Linked DNA regions of Homo sapiens: region 2 is linked to region 1. A link is a loop called in an ENCODE intact Hi-C map of the cell type or tissue named here. Cell type or tissue: ascending aorta. All regions are shown on one strand. Each heading gives the region's core, and the rest is flanking DNA. Links, peaks and the distances in the headings are about the cores only.

The links. Hi-C counts contacts between places; a loop is a spot of excess contacts. Peaks named below come from ENCODE experiments on the same cell type or tissue, not always from the same donor. Only the 100,000 strongest peaks of a DNase experiment are listed, where the experiment ranks them.
Region 2: it touches region 1 in a loop (2.5-fold over the local background); 3 of 110 quality-filtered maps call a loop at or near these places.

The regions. Positions count from the first base shown.
Region 1 is chr16:77,941,486-77,943,985 of GRCh38, reverse strand. All of the region lies in intron 7 of VAT1L (vesicle amine transport 1 like), which reads right to left. The region is part of intron 1 of LOC105371351 (a long non-coding RNA gene); the gene reads left to right. Among named protein-coding and RNA genes, the nearest start is that of CLEC3A, 80 kb to the left of the region's middle. In ascending aorta, for the core only: no CTCF peak of the experiment used is centred there; no DNase peak of the experiment used is centred there.
Region 2 is chr16:77,781,658-77,788,012 of GRCh38, reverse strand. All of the region lies in intron 1 of LOC107984878 (a long non-coding RNA gene), which reads left to right. Among named protein-coding and RNA genes, the nearest start is that of VAT1L, 3.7 kb to the left of the region's middle. In ascending aorta, for the core only: a CTCF peak has its summit at 2,876; no DNase peak of the experiment used is centred there.

The sequences.
Region 1 (2,500 bases), core at 1-2,500:
AGGTCTGTAGCCAAGCAACAGGTAGGCAAAGGCAGGTGGCATCAAGCTCTAAAGATACATCATCTTTGAAGCTCTCCTTTAAACAATGCTCACGTGCCCTGGTTCTACACCTGTGGGTGTGGAGGAAAGAAATGGTGATGCTAATTGCATCCTAATAACTGCCACATGCTATGTGAGAGCCCTATGCTCTTGTGCTCCTAGAAATTTCATTCCTTAGAGGCTAAGTGACTTGTCTGAGACCACACAGCTAGTGAATGCTAGGGCTACTTTAGGAATACAGGGTGGGTCGGGCGCAGTGACTCACACCTGTAATCCCAGCACTTTGGGAGGCCGAGACAGGCGGATCATGAGGTCAGGAAATCGAGACCATCCTGGCTAACATGGTGAAACCCCATCTCTACTAAAAATACAAAAATAAATTAGCCGGGTGTGGTGGCGGGCACCTGTAGTCCCAGCTACTAGGGAGGCTTAGGCAGGAGAATGGCGTGAACCCGGGAGGTGGAGCTTGCAGTGAGCCGTGATGGTGCCGCTGCACTCCAGCCCGGGAAACTACAGTCCAGCCTGGGAGACAGAGCGAGACTCTGTCTCAAAAAAAAAAAAAAAAAGAAAGAAAAAGAAAATAGGCCAAGTGCGGTGGTTCACGCCTGTAATCTGTAATCGCAGCACTTTGGGAGGCTGAGGCGGGTGGATCACCTGAGGTCAGGAGCTTGAGACCAGCCTGACCAACATGGTGAAACCCCATCTCTACTAAAAATACAAAAATTAGCTGGGTGTGGTGGTGAGTGCCTGTAATCCCAGCTACTCAGGAGGCTGAGGCAGGAGAATCGCTTGAACCCGGGAGGTGGAGGTTGCACTGAGCAGAGATAGAGCCACTGCACTCCAGCCTGGGCGACAGAGGCAGACTCCATCTCAAAAAAACAAACAAAAAAGAATACAGGGTGGGCTGGGCACAGTGGCTCACACCTGTAATCCCAGCACTTTGGGAGGCCGAGGCGGGCAGATCACCTGAGATCAGGAGTTTGAAACCAGCCTGAACAACATGATGAAACTCTGTCTCTACTAAAAGTACAAAAATTAGCCGGGTGTGATGGTGGGTGCCTGTAATCCCAGCTACTTGGGAGGCTGAGGTGAGATAATCGCTTGAACCCGGGAGGCGGAGTTTGCAGTGAGCTCAGATTGTGCCACTGCACTCTAGCCTGGGTGACAGAGTGAGACTCTGTCTCAAAAAAACAAAGACAAAAAACAAAAAACAACAACAACAACAAAAAACAGGGTGGTTACTGAATTCAAACCACTGCTCTATCTGCACATGTAAGTGACCCTGTGGCCTCCCTCAACTCGATCCTTCTATGTTGGGAGAGTCAGTAATTGAAAAAGAGAAATGAGGCAACTATGGATGCAAGATTTCTGTTTCTCCAAAGGCAGTGTGGCAATTTCTCAAAGAGCTAAAAACAGAACTACCATTTGACCCAGCAGTCCCATTACTGTGTATATATTCAAAGAATTCTCCTCTCTTCACAATTGTATGCGCATATGAAAAAAAAAGCTCAACATCACTGATTGATATGGTGTGGCTGTGTCCCCACCCAAATCTCATCTTGAATTGCAGTTCCCACAATTTCCATATCGTGGGAGGGAACCAGGGGGAGGTAACTAAATCATGGGGGAGGGTCTTTCATGTGCTGTTCACGTGATAGTGAATAAGTCTCATGAGATCTGATGGTTTTATAAAGGGGAGTTTCCCTGCACAAGTTATCTCTTGCCTGCCACCATGTAAGACATGCCTTTCATCTTCCACCATGATTGTGAGACCTCCCCAGCCACATGGAACTGTGAGTCCATTAAACTTCTTTTTTCTTTGTAAATTACCCAGTCTCAGGTATGTATTTATCAGCAGTGTGAAAATGGACTAATACACTAATCATTAGAGAAATGCGAATCAAAACCACAATGAGATATCATCTCAAACCAGTCAGAATGGCTATTATTAAAAAGTAAAAAAATAACATGCTGGCAAGGTTGCAGAGAAAAAGGAATACTTATACACTGTTGGGAGGAGTGTAAATTAGCTCAACCATTGTGCAAAGCAGTGTGGCAGGCTGGGTGTGGTGGTTTGTGTCTGTAATCTGGGCACTCTGGGAGGCCGAGGCAGGTGGATCACCTGAGGTCAGGAGTTTGAGACCAGCCTGGCCAACACGGTGAAACCCTGTTTCTACCAAAAATACAAAAAAATCAGCCAGGCTTGGTGGCATGGTGCCTGTAATCCCAGCTACTCATGAGGCTGAGGCAGGACAATAGCTTAAACCCGGGAGCTGGAGGTTGCAGCGAGCCAAGATCATGCCATTGCACTCCAGCCTGGGTGACAAGAGCAAGACTCTCAAAAAAAGGCAGTGTGGCAATTTCTCAAAGAGCTAAAAACAGAACTACCATTTGACCCAGCAGTCCCATTACTGTGTATATATCCAAATGAATATAAATCATTCTGTCATGAAGATACATG
Region 2 (6,355 bases), core at 1,674-4,173, 160 kb after region 1:
CTTACGACGGCGAATTCTCACCACCCACACCATTTCGGGCTATTAAAGAGGCTTCAGACAAGAATCCTGTACCAGAAAGGATCCTGTTCGTGTTCTGATCCCCGGAAGACCAGTGTGTACCCGCTCCCCAACATGCATGCACATACACAGAGTAGTAACTGGCGTTTTGTTTTGTTATCAGGCTCTTTGAGAAAAACAGCTCATAGAAAAACTTGGAATTTCTGAAATAAAATAATGGGGAAGGACGTGGTTTTCCTAGGGGCAGTTTAAGGAAAGAGATGCAGGTGAGGAAGTAGGTCTATATTCTATTATAGTTGCTATGCCATTGCCAGCCTTGAGATCTTGGGCAACTCATTCAACCTTCCTGAGCCTCAACACACTCATCTATAAATTGGGTACATTGATTTTTTTTTCTATATTGTGTGAAGTGCTGGGGTGGACATGATTTCAGTGAGACATGGTCCTTATATTGGAAAAGGTCAATTTCAGAGCATGAGGCATGAAGGACACAGTCAACAAATGTGGTACAATGAATGATGTAAGTGCTGCCTCTTCTCTCCCCTCATTCTTCCTGTGCCTCACTGCTTTAAATGCCCTTGTCTTCTATTCCTTAAAAAAAAAAAAAAAAAAAAAAAAGACGATTGCCATTTTCCCTCCTTCCACAGGGTTCTGCACCTGCTGTCCCCTTGGCCTGGGGTATGTGTTCCATCTCCTTTATCTGGTGTTAACTCCTACTTCGTTCTCACCTCAAGGGTCCATTCCTGTTGGGAGGCACTCCAACCTCCAGATTGGTGTCCTCCCTGACTATAGACACTTATGTCCCTTTGTAGCCAACTTTTATATGTTTACCTGATAATATCTGTTTCCTTTATCCAACTGTGAACTTCATGTGAGCAGGAGCTATTTCTACTTTTATCCAGCGTGGTTTTCCCAGGGCTTAATACATGATTGGTACATAGTAGAATATGCACAGAGGCAGCCTGTTGAAAAACTGGTCCAGAGAGTTGGAGAAGTTCTCATGGAGGAGGGAACATTTGGGCTAGACCTTGAAGGATAAGGCAGGTTCTTCTGGCAGAAAAGGTCGCAAGCTCATTCAAATAACACAGAAAGGTAACAGGTAAAAGGGCTTTTGAGATTCTGGTTTGTTCTATGTAGGCAGAACATTGGCTGTATTTAGCAATCATTGGAGATGAGGCTGAAAGGTTTATTGGGACCAGCTTTTGAAAGTTCTCACATACCAGGTTATAAAATTTAAGACATAATCACAGAGGCAATTGGTGCCATAAAGGCTTAAAAAACAAAAACATGGGGAGAGCATTACCAGAACTGCATTTTAGGATAATAACTTTGACAGTAAGTGGGTGATGGATTAGATGATAGAGTTACTGGAAGCATCGAGATCAGTTAGAGACTAAGTGCAGGCAAAAAAAAAAAAAAATCCCCAAAAAGAAACAAAATAAATGAGAATGGTCCCAACTGAGGCAATGGCCATGGGATGGAAGGAAGAGGGCTAAAAGAAGCCTGAATAGGGCTTGGTTAGTGAATTGAACATTTTATTGTGAATCCAATTGTCCAAATTGTTTGTCTTGTTTACATTGTGAGATACAGTGTTTAGGCTGGATTCTGTCCTGAAACAAGAATTTGAACACCCGTCGTTTATTTTGGAAGTAATCCCAGGAAGCTCTGGCTGGGAAGTAGGAAAGTGAGACAGAAAATTGATACTACCCAATATGAGATGTATTAATAAGCAGATTACCGCAGTGGACAATTGGAGCTCAAACCCGCAGGGGACATTTGAGAGACAGTGTAGAACAAGTCTCAGAGTTGTCTCACCCAAGGAGTGAGGACATAGGTATTTATTCACTAAAGTCTATGCTTGATTGGTCAAGAACTGTTCCTGGAATTGTTAACTCCTTGACATTTCCATCCTGTCCCATGTACTTGGGCTGAGAGAATCCCCAGGCAGAGAATTGTGGATGCTCTTTGCAGGAAGCTATCATTTTATACATGGAATGATGAATTCCATGGAGACATAGCTTTGGCACCAATAATATCTGCAATATATGTTATTGTTTTGGAGGTGTCTACTGTTCTAGACACTGTAGGTATATTTCTTAATTTGATTCTGAAAATAATCTCATGAGTAAGAATTCCTATTCCCACTTTATGGAAGAGGAAAATGAAAATGAATCTTAACATGATGAATTATTGTGCTCAAAGGAACATGCTAGTTATAATGAGATAGAAGACCAACTCCAAATCTGTGCTCTTAAGATCTCATCATGCATGTTTATACGGACAGGCCAAACCAGTTCTGCCCCTGATTGACAATACTCCATGGCATTTTTTAATGTTCCCTGCTCTTTTTTTTCACCGCCTACTATCTCTGTACCACCAAGGTCCCTTGCCTTGGTTCTGAGTGTTTGTTTTCCTTTGGCATTAGTAAAGTAAACCCACTTTGTAGTCAGCACACAGCATGTTAAAGAGAAAGTGTTTGTCTTACAGTGTGTTAAAGGGAATATAATTACTCCCTCCAAGGGAATCTTCTGGCTGTTTACAAACCCCAGATTATAATTGGTAGGCAGCTGATTATCACAACAACCCAGAGAGAACCCACCACAGTCTGTGCTGCTTGTGGGGGGGTGGGGAGATACCCTCTTCTGAGTCCTATATACCACTATTGTTAAATATTCCCAACTCTGGTACTCCCTGGTGGAACGTGGAAAGAGCCACAGTGCATGGCATATCTCCAAATAAACACAATAAATCAATTTTTAATTTGTAAAATTGATTCCTTGGACATTCACTCAGAGCCTCCGTTGTGGAATTTCTTACATTATTGTAGAATAATGTGCATTATGTACATCATTGTACATAATGTCAAACAGTGGCCACTGATGGTAAAACAGAGTATTACAGCTCAGCTCTGTTACCTTGCAAATGGTCTGGGGCAGGGTATGTGCACGTGGGGGTGTGTGTGGGGGGTGGGGGGGGATGTAGAAGGCCAGATATAGGAACCCCTAATAGAGGTAAAGTCTCTGAGTAAGAAAATATGGGAAACCATCAGTACTGAGAGGTGACAGCATACTGGCAGCCCTCACAGCCCTCGCTCACTCTCGGGGCCTCCTTGGCCTTGGCGCCCACTCTGGCCGCGCTTGAGGAGCCCTTCAGCCCGCTGCTACACTGTGGGAGCCCCTTCCTGGGCTGGCCGAGGCCGGAGCCGGCTCCCTCAGCTTGCGGGGAGATGAGGAGGGAGAGGCCCGAGCGGCAACCGGGGCTGCGTGCAGTGCTTGCGGGCCAGCTGGAGTTCCTGGTGGGCGTGGGCTTGGCGGGCCCTCACTCGGAGCGGCCGGCCGGCCCTGTCGGCCCCCGGCAATGAGGAGCTTAGCACCAGGGCCAGCGGCTGCGGAGGGTGTGCTGGGTCCCCCAGCACTGCCGGCCCACTGTCGCTGCCCTCCCGGGGCCTTAGCTGCCTTCCCGCGGGGCAGGGCTTGGGACCTGCAGCCCGCCATGCCTGAGCCTCCCCTCGCCGCTCCATGGGCTCCTGTGCAGCCTGAGCCACCCCGACGAGCGCCACCCCCTGCTCCACGGCGCCCAGTCCCATTGACCACCGAAGGGCTGAGGAGTGCGGGCGCACGGCAAGGGACTGGCAGGCAGCTCCACCTGCAGCCCCCATGCGGGATCCACTAGGTGAAGCCAGCTGGGCTCCTGAGTCTGGTGGGGACTTGGAGAACCTTTATGTCTAGCTCAGGGATTGTAAATACACCAATCATCACTCCGTATCTAGCTCAAGGTTGGTAAACACACCAATCAGCACCCTGTGTCTAGCTCAGGGTTTGTGAATGCACAAATGGACACTCTGTATCTAGCTACTCTGGTGGGGACTTGGAGAACCTTTGTGTCGACACTCTGTATCTAGCTAACCTAGTGGGGACGTGGAGAACCTTTGTGTCTAGCTCAGGGATTGTAAACGCACCAATCAGCGCCCTGTCCAAACAGACCACTGGGCTCTACCAATCAGCAGGATGTGGGTGGGGCCAGATAAGACAATAAAAGCAGGCTGCCTGAGCCAGCAGTGGCAACCCGCTGGGGTCACCTTCCACACTGTAGAAGCATTGTTCTTTAATTCTTTGCAAGAAATCCTGCCGCTGCTCACTCTTTGGGTCCACACTGCCTTTATGAGCTGTAACACTCACCGCAAAGGTCTGCAGCTTCACTCTTGAAGCCAGCGAGACCATGAACTCACCGGGAGGGACGAACAACTCCAGACGCGCTGCCTTAAGAGCGGTAACACTTACCGCGAAGGTTCACGGGTTCACTTCTGAGCCAGTGAGACCACGAACCCACCAGAAGAAAGAAACTCCGAAGACATCCGAACATCAGAAGGAACAAACTCTAGACGCGTCACCTTAAGAGCTGTAACACTGACCGCAAGGCTCCGCGGCTTCATTCTAGAAGTCAGTGAGACCAAGAACCCACTAATTCTGGACACAGTACACTTTTAGAAATCGTTTTCTAAATTATTTGGAATGGTTCAGTAACTTCCCAGAGAAATGTTATTTAAGGAAGAGGGTCAATGTCTTTAACTATATGCTTTAATAATATTTGTTGCATTGTATTCTCTTCAATACAATTAGAATCATTTGTTGTACATATTTCATCTTTAAAATAATCCTATGCTATAGGACTATTATCCCTACTTTACAGAGGAGAAAATTTAATATAAACTGAGTAACTTTCCCAGAATTACTTCCTAAACAAATTGCAGAGTTGAGATTTGAAATGGGAGCTATTTGACTTTGAAATGTATGTTCTTAACCACCACACTTCAATGCTTATGGTTTTATTTGTTGCTCTTTTACTCACAAGAATGCCATCAAATAGGTTAAGAAAAAGGAGACAAATTTAGGAGGTCAATAATGGAGAGAGGTAAAAGATTCTGGCTGTTGAAATATCCTAACAAAATCCAGGGAGTTATATTAGAGGATTTGTGCCATAATTTCTTATAGTTTGTGGTTAATTCCCAATGAGCACAACATTATTTTTCAGAGAAGTGCTAGAGAAGTGTGCAGCCCATCCTGATGGTGGCAGTATACACTTCCTGTCTACACTTTGTAGGACGGGTCTTACATGGTAAACTCTAGTTGTGTCTGAGGGGAAAAAAAGTGCACTGATACTTATCACCTTTTGAGTGGTGACCTTGTGCTGTTGCTAAATGCTGGAGATAACATGGTGAATAAGACAAATATATTCTCAGTCCTAATGGAGTTATCAGCCCTGTTGAGGAGGTATATATTGGGTTGCCCAGGAGCAAACGTTTGTTAATTTGAAGATTTGCATACATACGGCTTGAGAAGTGATCCCAGGAAGCACTGGAAGAGGTCTGTGAAGGTGAGACAGGGTAGGAAAGAAGCCAATATGAGGTGTATTACTTAGCAGGTTATCACTGCTATAACCTGCTTAAATCCTGCTGGGGAACTCTAGGAGACAGCGTAGAGCACATCTCAGATGTATCCCCATCAAGAGGCAAAGAAAATGGAGAATCCACCAGCTCCTGTTAGTCCTTAGTTGAGGACTGTTTCTGTGGGGCACTAGCCATCTGCCACTTCTAGCCTGCCATGCACATGGGCTGTTTGGGAATAGGCAGCCAGACAAAGCTGTCCTGAAAGAGTTGCAGGTGTTTGTACTTGGAAGCCATGGGGTCGCTGTGCATGGCAGTGATGAGATCCAAGAGGGGGTAGGTTGGGCACTGACCATCTCTGCTACATATATTAAACCAAAAAAAAAAAAATCATGTAAGTAATTAGTCATTTACCAGTTCAATAAGTGCTGTAAAGGGGAAATACAAGGGGCTATCTGCATGGTCGGTAAAAGCTTCTCTATGAAAGCAATGGTAATGTATTAGGTTCAGCTACAGACAACAAAATATAATAATAAAATAAAAATTGGCTTAAAGAATATAAAATACATTAGGATGGGATGGAGGCTGTACATTATCATCAAGGATCAGTGTTCCTTCCTGCTCTGTACTCCAGGTCATGAATCACTGGCCTCCATTCTCATAGTTTAAGATATAGCCATCACATTTATGTGCTGGGTGACAGGACAGAGATGCGTGAGAGGGGAAGAAAGACCCACAGCTTTCATCTTAAGGGCACTTCAGGACTCCACCATAATACATGTACTTATCTCATATTAGCCAGAGCCTAGTCACATGGCCACATCCCACTGCAAAGGATGCTGGGAAACCTAGTTTTTTCTTAGCTAAGTAACAATGTCCAAGTAAAAGCTAAGGTTCTACAATTAATGAGGAAAGGGACAGATAGCATTAGGAGGTGTAGCAGTATCTTCCACA